Linked DNA regions of Homo sapiens: all the other regions are linked to region 3. A link is an interaction called in ENCODE POLR2A ChIA-PET data of the cell type or tissue named here. Cell type or tissue: A673. All regions are shown on one strand. Region 1 overlaps LOC105373757 (a long non-coding RNA gene). Region 2 has its middle 28 kb from the start of ATP5MC3. Region 3 has its middle 6.1 kb from the start of CHN1.

Region 1 (4,000 bases), 1.8 Mb after region 3:
TTTCTAGAAGCAATGATATTTCTAGCTTCTTGGTCAAGCAACTTCCAAACCAGGAAAAGTGATTTTCAGGGAAGGAAGAGCCCAAAATTTGTGGGGAGGAAGCACCAATCACAACTACCTCAAGGCTCTGGTTTGGCTCGGGCGCACAGGAGCAGTTGGTGGGGCCTGAGCCTCACCTCTGTCCACGTTTTCATAGGCAAGAGTAATTCAAAGAATGACAGACTTTTGGAGGTAGAACAGAAACATGTCCTGCACATTAGGAAGTGTGCCTTGCTGAAAATGCAAAGAGAGCCCAAACTCCACAGCAGCTTATGGAAGGAACGATCATGATGAGACCTTGCAGTTCAGCCCTTGTGCTTTGCAGGTTAGGGGATCAAATGTGCACTCCTCTGCCTGCTTTTCAAGGTTCCACACCCCCCTTCTCAAAACCCCCATATCATATTGGATATGTGGCACACAGCTGTCTAGCCCCATTTCCCATTGCACCTTAATATCCTAACCAGTCACCCTCGCACAACCGTGCAGCTCTCTGTTCCTGTTCCCATTCCTGGGCTCCTCATGTGCAGGCTCTTGCCTGCTGTTAGTGGATTCAAATCCCACCCAGCCTTCAAGGCCCAGCCCAAGGCCCACCTCCTTCCACCAGACATAAGGGAAAGTAGATTTTGGCCCTTCTAGGGAAGAACTTACAGTCTTCTCAGAGAAGAGATTTGTATTCAAGCAGCCATAGAAGTTGGAAGGTGTTCAGTGAGTAGCCCTAAAACGGAGCTCCTTAAGTATGGACCAGCAGATCAGTATCACCTGGGAACTCATTAGTAATGCAAATTTTGGGGTCCTGCCCTGGACTTACTGAATTAGGATCTCCAGGATCCGCTAAGGAGTCATTGGTTTAACAAGCCCTCCAGGTGAATCTGATGAATGCTAAAGTTGGAGAGCCCCTGCCTTAAAAGAAGTGAATTTGTGGGAAGTCAAAGGAGTAATTGACTTCCAGGGAAGTCTTCTAGAAGAAATTGGCTTTTGAGGTTTGGCCCTTTAAGACTGTTAAGATTCAGACACCTGGAGAGGAGTGGCAGGCATCCCAAGAGTAAAGACAATGTGAGCAGAGACCCAAATCCAGAAAGGCACAGGGGGTCTGGAAACAGCAAGGACTTCCATGTGGCCAGTGTCCAGGATGGCTGGAGAGGAGTTGCTGGCAGTCAAATTTCAAATAATAACAACAACAACTTGTATTGATCCCCTATGGTGTGCCATGAAGATTTCTAGATGCTTTATTTACAAGAATTCCTTTATTCTATTCCCATAACCCTATTAAAGAGAAAGTGTTATTAGATGATCCCCATTTAAAGATCAAGAAACTGGCAGGGCGCTGTGGCTCATGCCTGTAATCCCAGCACTTTGGGAGGCTGAGGCAGGCGGATCACTTGAGGCCAGGAGTTTGAAACCAGCTTGGCCAACATGGAGAAACCCTGTCTCTACGAAAAATACACAATTTAGCCGGGCATGTTGATGTGCACCTGTGATCTCAGCTACTCAGGAGACTGAGGAAAGAGAATCGCTTGAACCTGGGAGGTGGAGGTTGCAGTGAGCCGAGATAGCGCCACTGCACTCCAGCCTGGGTGTCAGAGCGAGACTCCATCTCAAAAAAGGAAACAAAAAAAGAAGATGAAGAAACCAAGGCTTAGAGAAAGTAACTAAACTGTCCAAATCACACAATTTGGGTTTGAATTTTCACAGCAATAAGGATATAAGTTGAGCTTTGAGCTTGGCAGCTGCAAGCTTAGAGCTTGACTTTAGGGCAATTTGGGAGCCATCTAGGGGTGGTTGACAGGCAAAACAGACGGTTGGCAAGGAGACCAGTGCGGCAGCCATAACCCAGAAGAGAGATAATGAGAGTGAGGATTACAATTAGGGACAGGGGCATGAAAAGGAAGGGGCAGATTCCAGATAGTGCAGGGTCAGAGGAGCAGGACTTGACCAGCAATAAAATGGAAGGGACAAAGGAGAGGCTGGGGTCAAAAGTCTCCTGGGAGCTTAGTCTGGGAGGAAGCTGGAGTCATTAACTGAAGCAGAGAACAACAATAATGACAACAAATAGATCATCCTCTTCTTCATATTGGATTTTATTTATCACACACTTATATACCAGGTACTGTTCTAAGTGCTTTACATAGATCAGATCATTTAACTTTTACAACAGCCTCCAGAGGTAGTTACTATTATTCTTCCCATCTTACGGTTCAGAAAACTGAGGCACAGAGAATTTAAATAACTTGCCCAGGACCACGTAGTATAGCCTTCCTCGTCTACTCTTGCTGTAAAATAGCACTGGCATCTTGTCAGGGATTGGAATTCCTCAAAATGATTCAATTATGTTTCTTCCAAACTTGGAAACAAACAGAACTGTAGCCAAGTAAAGCAACAGGTTAATGAATCCAGTAGTTCTCAATCTTCCCCATGCACTAGTATCACCTGTGGTGCTTTACAAACTTACCAGTGCGGGGATCCCACATCCAGAGATCAGGATTGTGTTGGTCTAGGCTGATGCAGCATTTGTTGGTTTGCTCGTTTATTGTTTAAAGCTCCCCAGGTGTTTAATGTACACATAGCACTGAGTCTACTGAATAAATCAATTGACAAGCAAGCATTTGTTGCTTACCTACTAGGTGGTAAGTGCTGTGCTCCATGCAGTGGTAGATTCCAAAGGTGATCAAGATACACCCCAGCCCTCAGAATTGATATCTTCCAGGATTTGCATAAGGCTAAGGAAAAAGAAGCAATTTGGGAGCAGAGCAGAGGTGGTGAATTTAGCTAGTGACCCAGAATTAATCCTTGGAGCTTGCTAGGAGAAATAGGGAGTACTGGAGAAGAACAGTGTTTTCACTAAATAAAACAGATAAAGAAAACTCCAGAGGTTGCTGGGTAAAATTATCCCTTCACTTTGGAGGTCAACTGGTGTAGACCAATTTGTCATCCTCTGTCTCCTTTCTATGCAATAGGAACTCTGAATGGCCTGTGTATCCAGGCACAGATCAGGCCCTGGCGCCAAACCACCAATGGCAAGGCATATCTTTTTTTGGGCCAATGGGGAAAAAAGGAAAACATTTCAGCTGCTGCTAAGTCCCAGTGTCTTTATTTGAACTTCCCTGGAACAGGCAAGTTAGTGATATTTATGGCTTACAAGAATTTCCATCTTTAAGTTTATCTTCTTGTTAAAAATCAGCCATCCCTCTACCCAAAACAACTGAAGACAATAAATCAAAGCTTAAATAAGAATCAAAGACTTATCTCTCCATGTAGGAATCCCTATAGTTGCTAACATACTATATTTTACTATCAGGCATCATAAGAGGTTAAGTGATTGGGAGGCAGGGACGAGCTTCCCTTCAACTGGGTGTGCAGAAGCCATGGAAATGAGACCAGACGTTGTCCAAACTAAGGGAGGAAGAGCTGGGCTAGCATTTTCCAATGAATTCCAGCACCTCATGCCACACTTACCTCTCCCAAATGACGCACACTGTGCTGTTGTTATTCTTAACTGATTCTGCCAATTGATGACTACACTCTCCAATCTGGTTCCTTTCCCTTTTGCAGAAACAGTGGTGTCAAAACAAGCCTGTCTCATTTCTGAATACTGAACGGATGTACCATTCTATCACTGTCAGCGAGGGAATGACAGCGGAGTTTGGCAGCAGCCTTAAGCCAGTGCCATAAGCTGCTGATATTGTAGCAAAATGTAAAAGAGGTACTATTTGGTGCCCACTGGCCTGCTCTGTGCTCTTGTTGTCCACACCTGTGTTCAAGTGCAGTGTTAGTGACAGGTCCAGACAGTGGCCATTCTACCCTAACACCCAAGTTGTTCCCATGGCCCACCTACCACGCATTGCCCGAGTTGGGGGTGACATTTACTTACTGCTCAAAAGCAGCCTTTTTCACAGATACAGTAGAAGGGGCCCATGGAAGTAGGCCTTTTACTACCAAACATGTTTACTGATCAAGTTACCAC
Region 2 (4,000 bases), 200 kb after region 3:
GGGTAACCTTGCGGCTTAAAGAGCCTTTTTTTTTTTTTTCTCAACTGAGATTGTTCGAAGTTTAAATATTTTGATATCAGGTCTCTCCCTCACTGGGAAGAAGATACAAGGAGCAGGATACCAGTAGAATAGGGGTTTAGGATATTACATCAGAAGGTGTCCAGTTCAATGAGATAAAAAAAGCACACTGAAATCAGAAGCAAAGTTAAATATAGTACTGTGAGAAAAGGTAAGCTTGAAGGTAAGTGACCCACAGAGGAGCTTTGCTGAAAGCCAGATTTTACATAAACTTTATTATATCTCAGGGCTCAAAATAAAATGATCCATCAATCAAAGAATTATTTAAGCAAAGATCTATACATATTCTCTTTCAATATAGACTTATCTGCATTTAGGAAGGTCTGAAGCATTTCTCCTCAAAGCTTGTGCTAGGTATTCTGATGAGCTAGAATGGTGCTTCTCAAACACTGCTGCACATTAGAGTCAACTGTGGACATGTAACAATTCTTGATGTCTAGGCTGCACCATATACCAATTAAATTGAAATCTCTGGACTTGACGCATAAGCATCAGTATTTTAAAAAAATTCTCAAATAATGCAAATGTTTGGGAACCAGTCGTTTAGTGCAGTGGTTCTCAAACTTTAGCTGCATTAGAATCAGCAGCTGGGCTTGTTAAACCACGTGTTGCTGGGCCCCACCCCAAGAGTTTCTGATTCAGTAGGTTAAAGGTAGGGCCTGAGAATTTGTGTTTCTAGTGATTTCCTACATGGTGCTGGTGCTGCTGGTCCAGGGAACCACAGTTTGAGAACCACTGATTTCGAGAACTATTTACTTATTCATTAATGCCATTTGAAGACATGAAAGTCAGAAATTTTTGCTGGGCAGCCTAAGTAGATGCAACATCTTTGGAAAGGAGTCTAACCACAGTTGTGAACTCATTGCACACACTGATTCTCTGGCAGGGTTACATTCAGGCCCATCTGTTAGGCTGGCAGCATGCCCACAGAGAATGTGCTATGCCAATTTCAGCAGGGCATAGGTGCTAACCAAACACGGTTTTAGAAGGGTGGCTTTCATCACACACCAAGCGCCATTTCTTGGGCCAGGCAATCCTGCTGTTTGCAAACAGCTCCAGTCTGAGGCCACATGCTTTCTTACATCTGTACATGCTTGAGGACATGATTAAAAAATAAATAATCAACAAATGGTTGATTATATTTCTCCCTCAATCTGCCTTAGTGTTGTAATTTGGCCTGTAGAGAGGCAGTCTCTCTTCAGTAAGCTGGAAGCCATTCTAAAGGACCATAGAGTACAAATGTAATGCTTTAAAACTGCAAGGTTTGGATCAGCTACATTTGTTCCTTTGAAAATATCATTATCATTTTTTGCTGTATTTTTATTTAGGCTTTTACTCTGTTCATGAGCTAGATTTATTCCCCATTTATCATCAGTATTCTGAGGTCTTCACTAATTTATTATTATCATTATTTTGAGACAGGGTTGCTCTCTGTTGCCCAGGCTGGATTGCAGTGGCCTAATCGTGGCTCACTGCAGCCTTGACCTCCCAGGCCCAAGCAATCCTCCCACTTCAGCCACCCGAATAGCTAGGACCAAATCAGTCACCATGCCTAGCTAATTAAAAAAATTTTTTTTTGTTTTTGGTAGAAACAGAGTCTTCCTGGGTTGCCCAGGCTGGTCTTGAACTCCTAGACTCAAGTGATCCTCCTGCCTCAGCCTCCTAAAGTGCTGGGCTTGTAGGCTTGAGCCACTGTGCTCAGCCTAATTTGATTTTTAAAAAACTTATATATATATACATATTTTAAAGTAGATTTAATTTTTTAGGGTAGTTTTAGGTTCATAGAAAAATTGAGTGAAAGGTACAGAGATTTCCCATGTACCCCCTGCCCTTCCCACATGTATAACTTCCTGTATTTTTATACTCCCTGCCCCTTATAGTACTACGTTTGTTACAACTGATGGACTTGCATTGACCCACCATTATCACCCAAAGTCCATAGTTTACATGAGGGTTCACTCTTGGTTAGGTTTGGACAATTGTGTAATGGCATGTATCCACCATTATAGTATCATACAGAATAGTTTCACTGTCCTAAAAATTCTCTGTGTTTTGCCTTCTCATCCCTCTTTCCTCCTTAACTCCTGGCAACCACTGATTTTTCTACTGCCTACATGGTTTTGCCTTTTCCAGAATATCATACAGTTGGAATCATATAGTAGGTAGCCTTTTCAGATGGTTTGCATTTAGTAATGTACATTTAATGTTTCTGCATGTCTTTTTATGCTTTGATAGCTCATTTTTTTTTTTAGAATTGAATAATATCCCATGTCTAGATGTATCACATTTTATTGTCCATTCACCTACTGAAGGACTTCTTGGTTGCTTCCAACTTTTAGCAATTATTAATAAAGCTGCTATAAATATCCATATGCACATTTTTGTGTGGCCCTAAGTTTTCAACTCTGTTGGGTAAACATCAAGGAATGAAATTGCTGGATCTTGTGGTAAGAGTATGTTTAGTTTTGTAAGAACTCTCAAACTGTCTTTCAATGTGGCAGTACTATTTTGCATTCCTGCCAGCAGTGGATAAGAGTTCCTGTTGCTCCACATTGTCACCACGATTTGATATTTTCAGTGTTCTGGATTTATATATATATATATATTATATATAATATATACTTTTGCATATGTTATATATACTTTTACTATATATACAAAATAATTTTAAAAGTCATCTATATGTATAAATCATATACATATAGATGACTTTTAAAACTATTTTTTATTTGTTGCTCTTGTTCTTTGTTCCTATTTTTGCTTTCTACTCTTTATGTGCCTTTTGTAGTTTTAAGTAAGCACTACATATAATTCAATTTCTTAGCATATCAGTTGTACTTTTCTTTTTAATTTTTAAAGTGGTTGCCATAGAGTTAGCGATATACGTTTACAAGTAATCCAAGTCCACTTTCAAGTCACATTCTACCATTTCACAGGTAGCATAGGTACCTTACAATAACAAAATAATCCTAATTCATCTCCCCTGTATCATTGCTGTCCATTTATTTTACTTATATATAAGTATATATAAGCATATGTGTACATAAGCATATTTAACCATATGTATACGCATACATAATTGAAAATATCGTTGGTGTTATTTGGAACCAATGAAAGGCATAACATATGTATGATGAAAATACCAGAGTATAAATAGAGTAAGAAACAAAATATTTAAAATAATAATGACTGAGAATTTTCCTAAATTAATGTTAGACAACAAACTACATATGTTTGTTATTTGAAACAAACTGTTATCTGAAAACCAACTAAGAAGAAGAAAAATAACAGTTTCTATTTAATCTTCACCTATTCCTTCTCTGATACTCTTCCTTTCTTTATGTAGATTCACATTTCTGACTTATATCATTTTCTTTCTCTCTAAAGAACTTCTTTTAACATTTCTTGCAACGCAGGTCTACTGACAACAAATTCTCTCAATTTTTGTTTGTCTGAGAAAATTTTCATTTCTCCTTCACTTTTGAAGGATAATTTCACATGGTATTCTGGGTTGGTAAGTTTTTTTCTCAACAGTTTAAATATTTCACTCCACTCTTTTCTTGCTTGTATGGTTTCTGAGGAGAAGTCAGGTGTAATTCTTATCTTTGCTCCTCTAAAGATAAGGTGTTTTCTTCCCTCTGTTTTTTTTCAGGACTTCAACTTTGATTTTCTGTAGCTTTTAAATGACAGCCCAGGTGTGGTTTTTTCAGCATTTATTCTGGTTGGCATTTTCTGAGCTTCTTTAATCTGTAGTTTGTTGTCTAACATTAATTTAGGAAAATTCTCAGTCATTATTATTTTAAATATTTTGTTTCTTACTGTCTTTATTTATACTCTGGTATTTTCATCATATATATGTTATGCCTTTTCTAGTTGTCCACAGTTCTTAGAGATATCCTGTTCTGTTTTTTAAATTTCCAGT
Region 3 (4,000 bases):
CTCCCCAAAGTGCTGTGATTGCAGGCATGAGCCACTGTATCCAGCTATTTGGTCTGTTTGGTTTTTTGTTTTTTTTTTTTTAGACGGAGTTTCACTGTGTCACCCAGGCTGGAGTGCAGTAATCTCAGAGCTGACTGCAATCTCTGCCTCCCAGGTTCAAGTGATTCTCCTGCCTCAGCCTCCTGAGTAGCTGGGATTACAGGCATGAGCCACCACACCTGGTTAACTTTTTGTATTTTTTAGTAGAAATTGGTTTCACCATGTTGACCAGGCTGGTCTTGAACTCCTGACCTCAAGTGATCCACCTGCCTTGGCCTCCCAAAGTGCTGGGATTACAGGCATGAGCCACCGCGCCTAGACTATTTGGTTTGTTTTTAACAACGTTTTCCTTAAACACTTAATTCCGATTATTTTTTACCCCCCTTCTTGTTTTTTATCTCAGACTTTCTGAATTAATAACTTACCTGATATTTGTGTGGCATTCCATGATTTACAAATAGCACTTTCACAGGACAAAGACATATGCACACAAGTAACTAAGGCAGCACTTGCCTCAAACATAAGGATTTAGACCATAACACTATTTATGACAAAAATAATATTTATGTCATAAACTGTAAAATTGCCCGTTAAGCTTAAATAACTCAATGTTTAGGAGAATTATTTGTGTTCTGTTCACCACCAGAGGGTGCCTAAATTATAATAGTAATATTGGGCCTTAGAAATGAAGTAAAACTCAATTTGAGAAATACATAAGAAACCTTAAGAATTTAAAACTTTCTCAGTTCCCCTACACAGTGCTTGCTATAGTAGCAGAAGATAGTCACCAAAAATATGCTAAAATGAGAGGTGGCTATCATCTGGCTAGGCGCAGATTAGGAATTGGATTATTACTGAGGAAACACTGCTCAGCTCTTATTATATCACTTCCGAAGTAAAAAGAAAATGTGTTTGTAGAAGCTGTGTGTGTGTGTGTGTGTGTGTGTGTGTGTGGGTGTGAAGGGAGGGGAAATTGGAATTGAAAATCAGAACCAGGAGAATGGAGTTCTTGTTCATTGCTCAGCACCAAGAGGAACTCTTAGTTCAATAGGCAATAAAACCACAGATATTACTGTAAACCCTAGGTTAGAATATTCTAAAAGACACAGGTTCTAGTTTTTTAAATTTTGTGATACAATTTCTTTTGATATACTGTCAAAATGGCTACTGGTTTGGAGTGGCACATAAAAGGAAGGGAGTGTGTAAAGAAAAGGTCTGTTTTTAATGTGTTTTGAATAGATGTTTTAGAAGAATACTTATTTCCTGGTTAATAGTACAGCAGATCTTTTGGAATTTTTTTATAGGCTTAAAGTCAAATACATTTTCAAATACACATTAGATAAAAGAAGAATGATGATGGCTGCTCTTAAGTAAAAGTTTTTGTTCTGAACTACTATCATATTATAGTACTTTAAGCCAGCATTTCTATTCAAGTGTATTTTTCTCAGGTCACCAGGCATATCTAATGCACAGTGTGGCTAAATGTCTATTTGACTGGAGCAGTTGGATTTCTGCCAGATTTAGTTTTCAAGAGGGTATAAGTGGATTTGGCTACAAATCAAATCTCCCTAACATGGCCATGGTTTTTCTGGTTAACGTGGGTGTCCACAATAAGAATGACTTATTCAAGTTGATTACATTGTGAGTGGTAAATCAGGAAAATAGCTATGAACTCTGGATTAGACTTACACAATCTCCAATTAGAAAACAGAACTGAAAAACAGACAAGTGAAATTCCATGATTAAAATCACAATCTGGACTGGAAACTCGTCTACTGCTGTGATGGAGTTTTCATAAAGCTCTTTTGTATTCTGTTGTAAAATAGGACCTGTGTCAGATATTTGAGACAATGCACATATTTAAAATCATCCATCCATCCTTTATCCATTCAACAAGTATTTGCTGAGTACCTACGATATTCCAGGCATCATGCTAGCTTCTGGCAAAGAAGCAAAAGATGAATCAAACATGTATCCAGATCTAAAAAAAAAAAAAAAAAAGTAGTCTCTTGGGAAAATGGGACAATGACAGAGGCCATAACAGGAGTACAGATTAAATTTTGTGGGAGTTCAGAAAAGAGAAAGATTATTTCTAGCTGATGAAATAGGTAAAAAGTTCATGATAGGTGAAGCTGTGCTTTGAGGTCTGAACAGGAATTAGGCAAACAGAAAAGAGAAAAAGGGAAATGGAGTTTAGGAAAGAGGGGAGAGCATGAGGAAAGTCTGAGACTTTCTAGTGAAAGCCAGAACATGAGGAAAATCGTGAGAGAAGATTTGCTGGCAGGACAATTTGTTGCAAAGGACTCATGAGAGGAAGAAGTGGGGGAAGAGGCTACACAGGCAAGTTTGAGGACAGATGTAGAAGGCCAACCTGTTGAGATGATGCTTATTATGTTGTCTGAAGCCTGCTTTCTACAAGTACTTAAGGCAACTAGGAATTTGGATTCATTATGTAAAACTCTGGCCTCGGATTATTTGTAGTGCCCTATTTTCCAGTAACACATTTTTGAGTTACAGTAAAACTGTCGAATACACACACACACACACACACACACACACTTGCCATTGTTGTAAGCTAATAAGGCACAGTATACCCTTGAGATTAAGCTCATCATTTCATCTGCTACCTCCCTGGAACTTCTAGAATGCCACAGTCATCTTGAAAAAACACTGGTCAGAAACACTTGGATCTGAATCTTGGCTTCACCTCTCACTACCTATGTGATTTGGAGAATGTTTAAACCTTTCTGGATTTCAGTTTCTTCTTCTGTAAAATGAAGGTACCTTCTGTATCAGTTTGCAACATTTTGGTTGCAACTGATGGAAAATTTAACTCAAATTGGCTTTGAGTTAAATGAACAAAGAGAATTTATTTGCTCTGTAATGGGAAAGACCAGAGTCAAGGTGAGTTTCAGGGAAGGCTGATCCAGCTGTGCAAAGAATGTCCCCAAGGACTTAGTTTCTTCATTTCTCTAGTCACTGTATCATATACCACAGGGCACCCCAACTCATGGCATCTCCAGACTCTCCCCTTTTGGTAGCAGGATGGCTTCAGAGCTTCTAGACATCACATAGTCCCACCTCTCCATCCAAGGGAAGAGAGTTGTGCATACATCTTGGAATCTCTCTCTCTCTTTTTCCTCTCTCTCTCTCTCATTGGCCTGAATTGGGTTGTGTGCCCATCCATGACTCATCACTGTGGCCAGGGGGAAGAGGCAAGTGCAAGCCAATCAAGAGTTACCCTGAACCTGAGGGGAATAATCTTCTCAAACCTCATGGCTGAGGTGAATTTCCTGTAGAAATACCAGTCAACAACTAGAGGAAGGGAAAAGTAACTAGGCAGGCAACTAGCACATGTCTGCTTCTACGGTCAGTCTGAGAGTAAAAGCACAGAGTGGACAGTCAACAAATATTTTTCTTCCTCGCTCCATGTGGATTATCTTCCTCAGTATTCAGTAAAATCTAGTTTCTTATAAAGCCTTAAATATTTTCATTTATCTTTTGTTTACTTATTTTTTCAGAGACAGAGTCTCACTCTGTCACCCAGGCTGGAGTGCAGTGGCACAATCATAGCTCACTGCAGCCTCAAACTCCTAGGCTCAAGTGATCTTCCCGCTTCAGTCTCCTGAGTAGCTGGACACCACACTCAGCTTCAGGTCCTCTTCTTATGAAACAATCTCTTTTGAAATGCCAAAGCAGTGCCTTTCTCCTTTAACCTCATAAGTATTTGCTTCCCAGACTATATACAGTCATGGCAGCATCACCAACACAACCTTTTGGAAATAAAAATTGTAATCAATTATTTTACGAAGTGTGTTTTCTACTATGCAATACCATCCAAACAGTTGGATTTTTTTTCATTAAATCAACCATTTGTTTTGTCATATTTTTCAATTTCAAAATAAGTTAAACCTCTTAAAATATAATTTATTCAACATCAGGAACATTATTTTGTATATGT

What was found. ChIA-PET counts read pairs that join two places held together with the same protein. Peaks named below come from ENCODE experiments on the same cell type or tissue, not always from the same donor. Only the 100,000 strongest peaks of a DNase experiment are listed, where the experiment ranks them.
Region 1: POLR2A ChIA-PET joins it to region 3 with 10 read pairs; 1 of 35 experiments calls an interaction of 5 or more read pairs at or near these places.
Region 2: POLR2A ChIA-PET joins it to region 3 with 5 read pairs; 3 of 35 experiments call an interaction of 5 or more read pairs at or near these places.

The regions. Positions count from the first base shown.
Region 1 is chr2:176,828,743-176,832,742 of GRCh38, forward strand. LOC105373757 (a long non-coding RNA gene) reads right to left here. Exons shown (of 4, transcript NR_187998.1): 3 at 2,654-2,756; 4 at 2,100-2,397. Among named protein-coding and RNA genes, the nearest start is that of LINC01117, 190 kb to the left of the region's middle. In A673, a CTCF peak has its summit at 1,818 (motif pointing left); a DNase peak (open chromatin) is centred at 1,819.
Region 2 is chr2:175,207,237-175,211,236 of GRCh38, forward strand. No RefSeq gene overlaps it. Among named protein-coding and RNA genes, the nearest start is that of ATP5MC3, 28 kb to the left of the region's middle. In A673, no CTCF peak of the experiment used is centred here; no DNase peak of the experiment used is centred here; H3K27me3 peaks cover 564 bases.
Region 3 is chr2:175,009,447-175,013,446 of GRCh38, forward strand. No RefSeq gene overlaps it. Among named protein-coding and RNA genes, the nearest start is that of CHN1, 6.1 kb to the left of the region's middle. In A673, CTCF peaks have their summits at 663 (motif pointing right) and 865; a DNase peak (open chromatin) is centred at 1,595; H3K27me3 peaks cover 114 bases.